2 separate regions of the Homo sapiens genome follow, and region 1 is linked to region 2. A link is a contact called in ENCODE Hi-C or POLR2A ChIA-PET data. All regions are on one chromosome and are shown on one strand. The core of a region is the stretch at or near the end of the contact, and the rest is flanking DNA. Distances in the headings are between cores, read along the strand shown. Region 1 overlaps KLC1 (kinesin light chain 1). Region 2 overlaps MARK3 (microtubule affinity regulating kinase 3).

Region 1 (5,228 bases), core at 589-3,088, 150 kb before region 2:
TCAATAGTAATTTATTAACATACAGAACACATGATCTGTTTTGTTTTGTTTTTTCTTTGAGAAAAAGTCTCGCTCTGTCACCCAGGCTGGAGTGCAGTGATGCAATTTTGGCTCCCTGCAACCTCTGCCTCCCAGGTTCAAGTGATTCTCCTGCCTCAAGCCTGCCTAGTAGCTGGATTACACACGCCAGCCACCAGGCCCGGCTAATTTTTGTATTTTTAGTAGAGTCAGGGTTTCGCTATGTTGGCCAGGCTGGTCTCAAACTCCTGACCTCAAGTGATCCACCTGCCTCAGCCTCCCAAAGTGCTTGGATTACAGGCCTGAGCCACACCGCACTCGGCCTGGATCTGTTATTCTATAATCATCTTTCCTCTTCTTTAGTGAAACTGCTTATTTCAAACAAGTCTCCATTTTACCATCAAAAGTTCCTGATAACGTCTGAGTCATTCTCACTCGTACCTGTGCCTCACTCAGGCCGAGCTCCAACATCTCCAGTGACTTCCGGATCATGTTTGATTTCTCCTCCACCAAATTACTTTCATCATCTTTCTTCAAACACTTCAGTGTCTCCAGCAAACTTTGTAAAATGGAATTGTGCTCATTCTTCAAAGCTTCCAGCCCCTGAATTACTTGCTTTGTCTTAGAAATAATTTCATCCTGTGTAAGCTTCTCCAACTTGTCTTCCTTTATGTACACCATTGTGGACATGTTGTCATACATTCTGGAATGAAAAAAGAAAAAGAAATTAGATCCCTCATTACAGGTTTCATTTCTGTTACATCAAGTAAATATGAAAATTTTTTAATTAACATTTTATAGGGGAATAATAAATATGCACATTTGTAATTTATGACCTTGAAATACCATATTCTGCAGTTTCTGTTTTTCCTTTGCAGACACATTTAATTACTTTTCTGGTTTATGTCTTAATTCTTTTTTATGACAGCAACTGAAATTAATGCCAAAGATTAAAAGCAGCAAAACATCTAAATGGCATTTCCAAAACACATAGCCTCGGTGAACAACATTTTTTCTCAGAATGTTTGCAAGCCTTTTTCTCTTCCTAATGAAATGCAGGAAGAACACTACATTCTTGGTAAAATGTTTAACTGGACAAAGGCTTGAAAAGGAGTCACACAGCTGGAAGAAGAAAGAAAAACCAGCCAAAGAACATGGAACAGGAAGAGCAGCAGGGGAGGAGCAGACCTGGAAGACACAGGGCATCAAGGACAGGTGCAGCACGGTCACCGGGCAGGCTCACAGATGAGGATGGCACAGCGAAGCACCACCAGGGCCAGGCCCAGGGTGATGTGATGCAATGTCTGGAAGGGGCTTTCAAACACCAAAGTGAGAAAGAAAAGGGGGAGGAAAGGGGAATATAAAAACAGCATCATTTGTGCTGTTGTGCCTGACAGCCGCTGTCACTGAGCAATGGTTCCCTCTGCTAGCCTCTCTCCTTTTTTCTAAGTCTTAAAAACCCATAGTTAAGTTTAAAAAACAGAAAGATAGTGAGCAGTGATCTTTTTCGGCACAGTGACAGGGATGGAGGCAAGATTACACGTCAGAGTTATTTCCTTCACAGCACTGCCACTGTCTAAAATCTCACGATTCATTAAGTGTCTAATGTCACCTTGAATATAAGCTCTTATTTAAAAAGGCAGGACAGCCAGGCATGGTGGCTCATTCCTATAATTCCAGCACTTTGGGAGGCCAAGGCAGGCGGATCACTTGATGGCAGGAGTTCAAAACCAGCCGGCCAACACGGCGAAACCCTGTCTCAACTAAAAATACAAAAATTAGGTGAGTGTGCTGGCACACGCCTGTGGTCCCAGCTACTCAGGGGGCTGAGGCACGAGAATCACTTGAGCCCGGGAGGCAGAGGTTGCAGTGAGCCAAGATCTCACTACTGCACTCCAGCCTGGGTGACAGAGCGAGACTCTGCCTAAATAAATAAATAAAAATAAATGAAGTAAAATTAGCTGGGTGGTATGTGCAGGTATTCCTTGCTACCCAGGAGGCTCAGTGAGGCACAAGGATCGCTTGAGTCCAGGAATTTGAGGTGACAGTCAGCTATGATGGTACCTCTGCACTCTAGCCTGGGTGACGGAGCAAGACCCTGTCTCTTTAAAAAATTCCCAAAAAAAGAAAAAAGGCAGGGACTTGATCTTGTAGGACTCCACAGCTTCTAGAGGCAGCTCCTGGCCCAGAAAGTCCATGTAGTGAATGGATGGACTGACAGACGCTGCATGAAGGGAAGAAAAGCTGAATCAGCAGATACAGACTATATATTCCAGGATTTTGGGGTGAAGCTATGAGTGCTTGAGAATAGGGTCACGTTAGTCTCTGCATCACACACTGGAAAAATGATTTTCTTTTTCCATACATATGAAGACTGAATTCCTTTTAAAATTTGGAAGTTGTCTGTAAGACTATTCAGAAATCCACCTCCACTCCACTAACAAAGAGGCCAGAAAACAACAAAACAACAAACGCCGACCGGGCACGGTGGCTCATGCCTGTAATCCCAGCACTTTGGGAGGCGAAGGCGGGCAGATCACGAGGTCAAGAGTTCGAGACCAGCCTGGCCAATATGGTGAAACCCCCGTCTCTACTAAAAATACAAAAATCAGCCGAGCCTGATGGCGCTCGCCTGTACTCCCAGCTACTCAGGAGGCTGAGGCAGGAGAATCGCTTGAAGCCAGGAGGCAGGAGTTGCAGTGAGCCGAGATCGCGCCACTGCACTCCAGCCTGGGCAACAGAGGAAGATTCTGTCTCAAAAAAAAAAAAGAACAAAGGCCACTCCTCTACCTGACAGTATGTTAACTGTTAGTATTTATTTAACACAGGGCTCTCCAGCTTCACTGTAGCAAATCCATGGTGTGCCAGGCTGGGAATATATTGCTGAGTGATACTGCTGCTCCACTAGGGACCTCATCCATACTGTTCCATGATATATCCCCGGCCTGGCACTCAATACACATTTGTAAAATGAGTGAAAGAAAACACTTAAGGACCAGTTTTCAACAAACAAGATTAAAATGTACTAGGTTAAAGTGTTGATCTGAACATCTTTGAGGTTCCTATGACTGAAGGGAAGGGTCTTCAGGAGGAGGAAAATAAAACTTAAGGCCTGTTTTTCCACCCTGACAGCAAAGTATTTATGTATTATATCCAAATGATGCAACATATATTCTTTTATGTTTCCCAAACTAGCAGATGCAAGTGTTTTACTAAAACTTACTCTGAGCTAAGCCCTGGAATGTACAGATTAATAAGGGCCTCGCCCTTGGGGACATGCAAGCTAGCAGAAGACAAGCTACACAAGCAGGTGCACAAAGACCTGAAGGCTCAGGGACAGTGGCTGTGTGGCGGAACACGGTGGTGGGGGGCAATGGCCAACTGAGAGACGAAGGCCAGACAGAAGAAACCACTCCCAAGGGAAGCCAGTGTTATCAAGTAGCACCTCTCAAGGCTAGTAAGGGCTACTAAGATTGCTAAGGGCACTGCCAGCCCGGCAGCAAAGGGGAGCTGAGGCAGAGGTGTGACGGCACCCACTGCTGGTGAGCAGCTGCTCATCACTGCAAAGCCAGACCCAGTACCAAGGCTAGAGGAGCAGCACGGAGTGAGAGCACAAGAAACCTGCCCCCCAGGTGACCATGGTATAGATGTTAAGTACACGTGCCACTTCTTCAGAGGGAAACAGACAGCGGCATGTATATTTAGACTCGATACCTCTCACCATTTCTAGGCTAAGCCATTATAACCAAAGACAGCTTATATAATAAACGGTGCCAAGGCAACTGGCTATTTAGGAAAAATAAAATAAAGTTAAACTCCTACACTCACTATATACTAACATGAATTCCAGATTAATAACTAAATTAAAAAAAAACCAAGAAACTAGAAGGAAATACAGGCAAAAGTCTATATGCACGTAGGTCAAACTAAAGATCATTCTATGAATAAAAGTAATGGCAAGCTGGGCGCGGTGGCCGACGCCTGTAATCCTAGCACTCTGGGAGGCCGAGGCTGGCGGATCACGAGGTCAAGAGTTCAAGACCAGCCTGGCCAACATGGTGAAACCCGTTTCTACTAAAAATACAAAAAATTAGCCGGGCGTGGTGGTGCACACCTGTAATCCCAGCTATTATGGAGGCTGAGGCAGGAGAATCACTTGAACTCAGGAGGTGGAGGTTGCAGTGAGCGGAGATCTCACCACTGCACTCCAGCCTGGGCGACAGAGCAAGACTCCATCACTAAATAAATAAATAAATAAGGTATAAAACTGTAAACGACTGACAAGTCTACTTAGGACATTTTTCAAGTTTGATGCAGAAACAAAATGCGTTTCTGAGGGAAAACTATCTTGCAGCTCCTCAAGATGAAGAATTCAAAAGTATACAGGCGGCTGGGCTTGGTGGTTCACGCCTGTAATCCCAGCACTTTGGGAGGCCCAGGTAAGCAGATCACTTAGGTCAGGAGTTCCAGACAAGCCTGGCCAACATGGTGAAACCCCGTCTCTACTAAAAATACAAAAAATTAGCCAGGCGTGGTGGCAGGTGCCTGCAATCCCAGCTACTCGGGAGGTTGAGGTAGAAGAATCGCTTGAACCCGGTAGGCAGAGGTTGCAGTGAGCTGAGATCGCACCACTGCACTCCAGCCTGGGCAAGAGTGAGACTCCATCTCAAAAAAAAAAAAAAAAAGTATACAGGCTACCGCTAAGTAACAGGTAACACTGATTTACTGATTTCTGCAAGGTAAAAATTACTCAGTATCTAAGTTGACTCAAACATTTTGCCAGCCTATAAATCACACCATCACTGGACCATCTTCCAACTCTCATGCCGTGTATGCCTGGAGATGATTCAATGGAACAAGGAATCAGCCAAAACAATGCCTAGCAACCCACGGGCATGCAATAAAGATGTGTGCAATGAATGAATGAAGCAGCTTTGGAGCTAATGCATCTTCTTCTCACCTACCCTGGGGTGTGGTGGAGGCTCAGTCTCCCTGTACGTCAAGTGAAATTGATACCCACCTGACCTGGAACAATAGTACAGGCTCAGAAATACTCCCTTCCCTCTTTCCCTCTGACTGACACACAAGCTATCTGGCCCCAGGTTATTCTAACTATGAACTTTTTTTATTATGCTTTTATTCCTTAAAAAAAAAAAGTCCTATTTAAAGTTCCATTATTTACTCCGTGAGACCAAAAGAACTCAATGCAA
Region 2 (5,615 bases), core at 233-2,732:
CCTATGTATAAAATGCCACGTTAGATACTAAATGGGTTACAAAGATAAGCAAAAGCTCTCAAACTCATCTGGAGCCAGGAAGACTGTAAGGTGAGACAACAGTGGCAGCACAGGAAAGGCTGGCCATCTCCTAGAGGGCAGCAGAAGAGGTGGAGCCCGCCGAGCAGGAGAACGTGACAGGCAGGATGAGACAAGGAGGAAACAGCACGGGTGGGGGTGGGCCTGCATCTGAGGAGAGCTATGAAGAGCCATGGGATTTCAACAAAATGCAATGAAGATAGGGAAGAGTGTTTGTTTTGAGTAGAGGGGATCACAGCCAAAGGGGAGGTAGGAAAGTACAGGATGTGTCTGTGGCATAATAAAGTACACAGACTGAGTGGAACTGGAGGCACAGTGTCATCACCCCCACAACAGCTGGTGGCACTTAATGAGCACTTGTGGTGGTCAGGCCCCAACTTACTTGATGCCCACGTAGGTCCTATTATGTCACCTTCCTATTATGGGTGGGGAAACAAACCAGGATCTAGAGCCTGCTCCTGGCTGGGATGGGTAGGCCTGGAGAGGGAATGCTGCCTGGCACTCACCCTAGTGCTCTGCCTTGATGGGGCAGCAGAGCTGGGGCTGCTGGGGCAGCCTGGACCACGCCACTCAGGGCCTCGCAGGGACGTGGCCAGGTGAAATAGTGGAGGTCACTGAAGGTTTTAATTCAGAAAGGTCATATGACCAGAAGCGGGCTTTTAGAAAGACCAAAAGGACAAACGGTGAATGAGGACCTGAAATAGCCTGCTGGTGACTGGCATAAAAAAAGGGCACAAGTGGAAGAGACCTAGAACAAGGGACATAGAGTCCTAAGGCTACCTGGTGATTGCCTCCCCTCAAATCCATGCAATGATAACTATACAAAATGGAAAAGCAAGGCTGGGTGCGGGGGCTCATGTCTGTCATCCCAGCACTTTGGGAGGTTGAGGTGGGAGGTTCACTTGAGCCTAGGAGTTTGAGACCAGCCCGGCCAACATGGCGAGACCCCCATCTCTACAGAAAATACAAAAATTAGCCAGCATGGTGGCAGTGCCTGTGGTTCCAGATACTCAGGAGGCTGAGGTGGGAGGATCGCATAAGCCTGGGAACTCGAGTAAGCCCTGATCACGCCACTACACTCCAGACTGGGTGACAGAGCGACACCGTGTCTCAGAAAAAAAAAAAAGAAAAGCAAAACACTCAACTATATAATCACCATTCTTAGAAGAAAACATATCTAGTTTGAAATATGGACATTCTATTAAGTACTTTGCTTTTATTCCTTGTGAAGAGAACCATGTGAGGGGTCAGTGATGAACTGAGGGCTTATTTCTCTGAGCACTGCTACCCAACCCAGACCTCCAAAGGCTGTTAACGCCCAGGCAGGAAGGCTGAAGGCCTCGCCGTGCTTTGAACACAAACACAAATGTAGAGCGGAGGCCAAGCTGGATCTGGACGGTGCTCATGGCAGGCTGGCGCCCCCTTGTGGCCACCCTCTCTACGTAACTCCTACAGAGACAGCAGGAATACAGTAGGGAACATTCAGAAAATAGTCGCCTCTGCCACAGAAATGAAGTAAACACCTGAAAAAAATTTTAAGTAAAAATCATTTCCCTCACCTTGAGCCCTCATATCTCCCGTTCCTCTCATATTCAGTTGGAAGCCTCAATGAACAGAATGTAGAAGCAGAGAGAAGAGGGAAAGAGAAAAGAAATCTTACATGCCAGTACATGACCACCAATACCAACACCAACACCATAAAATGAACAAAGCCAAAACACGTTTTAAACACCAGCCGGGCTTATGAAAACTCTTCCTCTCATTTGACTGAGCCAGCGCTACCTTCTTCCACAAGGCTGCAGGGGTGTGCACAGGGGCCAGCTCCATGCTGCACACTGCATACATCACACACATTGCATGCCATACCGCTGCACGCTGCACACTGCACACACCGCACACCACGCACGCACAGCGGGCACTCCTGCTGGCTCTTCAGCCTGAGCACACTCGGCCTCAGAATGGGGTTATTCTCACTTTCTAATTGTGCCACACAGTATAATGGGTTTCCAATTAAAAGCCAATGAGGCTATCAGCTGGATTCTATATTCAGTTATTACCTGTTCTGTCCAAGGAAAAATCAGACAAGTGGGAAGATCAATTAAAAAATAATAATAGAATGGAACTGCCAACAGGAAGAAAGTGCTTTTCCCGCAGTTTTGACCTGCAGCTTGGCCTTCTGGTGACTTGAGAGGCACAGGTACAATGTAGCCCTTCAGGAAAGATTTCCTGCCTCATGTGTGCATTAAGAAAGCAATATTTTTGGTTTCTTGATTATCACCATCAAAAAATATGTTTTTCTTTTTTGAGGCAGGGTCTCACTCCCCTAGGCTGGAGCACAGTGGCATGATCATGGCTCACTGCAACCTTGACCTCCCAGGGCTCAGGTGATCCTCCTGCCTCAGCCTCCTGAGTAGCTGGGACCACAGATGCGTGCCACCATGCCCGGCTAATTTTTATATTATTTGTAGAGGCGGGGTTTTGCCATGTTGTCCAGGATGGTCTTGAACTCCTGGGCTCAAGTGATCCGCCCAAAGTGCTGGGATTACAGGCATAAGCCACCATGCCTGGCCTAAAAAATATTAATAAAATCAGAACACCACTTTCTGTAGTGCTTTAAGTAAAAATAATGAGATACTCTTTCTTCAGTGGTTGCTGGAAAGTGGCTTTCAACTCTGAAAATATTAAAACATTTCTGCTACGCAGCTGTTCACATTTTAATTTCTGAAAAAGCCAAATCAAATGAGGCTGTAGCTTTGAATTTTATGCTTGTTTTCTGTATTAGCTAATTTTCCTGTCATTTTAAAGCCTTTTGCTAATTCCATCCTCAGTGAAATAAAAATAACACAACTAATACTTACCTTTTGCATGCCTGTGGATAATCATTAATTGTACATTAACATTACTGAGCATCTCATTCTTCAAACAGGAGCATGCTAAGTGTTATTAGTATGAAGACAGAATTATTTGGATGCTAAATAATTCTACCAAAGAAAGAAAATACACAGAGCATGCATCAGCCTTTTGTTGCATGGGTACCATAGTCCCTTTAAAATGCCTGACAGAGTTAATCTATTTCTTTTCAATTTCCTTTCAAGGAATTAAGTATTTAGTTATCAGCAGAAAGTTTAGTTTATAAGGAAAAAACAGGGCCAGAAAGCCAAACCTAATGTTAATTGCAGGAGCCATTTGGGAGTGAGGATTGAAAAATAAATGTGTATATATAAATCCTACCTTTTGATAAACCTGAATGACATGTTTCTAAAAGAAATTAAGTAAAAAAAAAAAAAAATTAACAAAAATAACTCGCACAAATTAAACAGAAAATCTAATCAATTACAGAGAGAAAGAAAAAAAACAAAGCAGGGTTCCTTCTCTGGCCAATGAACAAAGAAATGCTGACATTTGTTGAAAAAGTAAAATTATTACAGGTAATTAAATGAGTATGTGATCTTTTAATATATCAAAAAAAAGTAAGAAAAGGTTTAGCAGTACATATTGACATTAGCTGTAATTAAAAGTTCTTCAGATGGACACACTTTTTTTTTTTTTTTAAAGACAGAGTCTCACTCTGTCACAGTGCAGTGGTGCAATCTCAGCTCAATGCAACCTATGCCTCCCGGGTTGAAGCAATTCTTGTGCCTCAGTCTCCTGAGTAGCTGGAATCACAGGCGCGCGCCACCATGCCCAGTTAATTTCTATATTTTCAGTAGAGATAGGGTTTTGCCATGTTGGCCAGTCTAGTCTCGAACTCCTGGCCTCAAGTGATCAGCCCACCTCGGCCTCCCAGAGTGTTGGGATTACAGGCATGAGCCACTGCAATGGCCAGATACACTTTCTAAGATAAAATTTATGTCTTATGTTAAAGAAGTGACAAGACATTTGCAATGTACTAGTAATAAAACATTTTTCAATTTTCTTCAGAATACCTTATGAACAAAAATCTTGCCTTATTACATAAACATTAAAAATTTCATTATAAAATATTTAACCACTAAGTAAAAATCATTACTTCTTTCAGGAAAATGAAACAAACATTAACATATTATTTGCTACAGTGGTATGACATAAATCACTTTTTAAGAAAAAAATAGGTGATTGGGGATTTAAACAAGTAGACTTTTCAGTCTTAGATCTCAAAATGAATAAAAACTAAGTGTCAAGACAACAGTATGAATTTTACTTTTATGTAGTAAACACGAAGAATTCTATTTAAAAGGGGTAACTCTGGTCATTAAAAAAATTTAAGGAGATGTGCAGGTTGTGCTGAAAATAATCTGACAAAATATTTTTCAAACTACGAATGAGGTTTTTATGATCAATGCGATCAGCTTCCCTGGGCAAAAATAGGCTGAGTTTGTTAATTTCTATTTGTAAAGTCCAGTTCTGTAACTGTACATAGCAGGCAGTCATCTATATCTGCTGAATGACTAAATTAATGAAATCCTTGGTTGGGATAACTTTGGCATTGCTTTAGGTATTAATCTACCAATTTAAAAAAAGTCTAACTACTATAAATAACTGCCAACCACTTCATAATCAGATCAGTAGTATACAGCAGGGTCATCGACAGTACAATCATGCATGTGAAAATCTTTAATATATACTGCCTAAATATAAGGCAGTATTATCCAAAATATTTTAGTTGAAAATGATTAAAAGTCTTTAAGATATATTTTCGTTTCCTAATTTTCTTTTACTTTTAAATATTTATTTATTTAGAGACAAGGTCTTGCTCAATCACCCAGGCTGGAGTACAGTGGTGTGATCATAGCTCACTGTAACCTCAAACTCCTGGGTTTGAGCAATCCTCCTGCCTCAGCCTCTCAAGTAGCTGGGACTACAGGCATGCACCACCACTCCTGGCTAATTAAAAAATGTTTTTGTAGAGATGGGGGTCTCATTATGTTGCCCAGGTCAGCCTTGAACTCCTGGCTTCAAATGATCCTCCTGCCTCACCTTCCCCCAAAGTGTCAGGATTACTGGCATGAGCCATGTACAGTGCCTGGCCCATTTCCCAACTTTTTTTCTTTTTATTAAAAAAATAAAAGGCTGGGTGTGGTGGCTCATGCCTGTAATCCCAGCACTTTGGGAGGCTGAGGTGGGCGGATCACTTGAGGTCAGGAGTTTGTGACCAGCCTGGCCAACATGGTGAAACCCTGTCTCTACTAAAAATACAAAAATTAGCTGGGCGTGGTGACATGCACCTGTAGTCCCAGCTACTGGGGAGGCTGAGGCAGGATAATCGCTTGAACCCAGGAGGCAGACACTGCAGTGAACCAAGATCGTGCCACTGCACTCCAGCCTGGGTGACAGAGCGAGACTCCGTCTCAAAAAAAAAAAAAGTAGAGATGGGGTCTCATTATGTTGTCCAGGCTGGTCTTGAACTCCTGGGCTCAAGTGATCCATGTGGCTCAGCCTCCCAAAGTGCTGGGATTATAGGCATGAGCCATGGTGCCTGGACATTTCCTAATCTTCCACCGGAAAAATCAGGGTTACTGGTCAATTACTATAGAAGTGCTTTTCTTAACTTTTCCTCC

Evidence for each region. Hi-C counts contacts between places; a loop is a spot of excess contacts on that map. ChIA-PET counts read pairs that join two places held with the same protein, here RNA polymerase II (POLR2A).
Region 1: a map of PC-9 shows a loop between it and region 2 (2.2-fold over the local background). The contact joins two enhancer-like sites. A Hi-C loop is called at or near these places in 1 of 168 maps with a recorded cell type or tissue (PC-9). POLR2A ChIA-PET finds 5 or more read pairs at or near these places in 2 of 52 experiments (BJ and T-cell).

What each region holds. Positions count from the first base shown.
Region 1 is chr14:103,650,057-103,655,284 of GRCh38, reverse strand. It overlaps KLC1 (kinesin light chain 1), which reads right to left. Exons shown (of 17, transcript NM_001394837.1): 2 at 460-721. The coding sequence starts at 720. Among named protein-coding and RNA genes, the nearest start is that of KLC1, 23 kb to the right of the region's middle. Within about 2 kb of position 1,838, at least 3 of the 41 ENCODE cell types and tissues checked have a DNase peak (open chromatin) inside an H3K27ac peak, as active enhancers do.
Region 2 is chr14:103,496,223-103,501,837 of GRCh38, reverse strand. It overlaps MARK3 (microtubule affinity regulating kinase 3), which reads right to left. Exons shown (of 18, transcript NM_001128918.3): 16 at 3,310-3,336; 17 at 1,638-1,682. Among named protein-coding and RNA genes, the nearest start is that of CKB, 24 kb to the left of the region's middle. Within about 2 kb of position 1,482, at least 9 of the 41 ENCODE cell types and tissues checked have a DNase peak (open chromatin) inside an H3K27ac peak, as active enhancers do.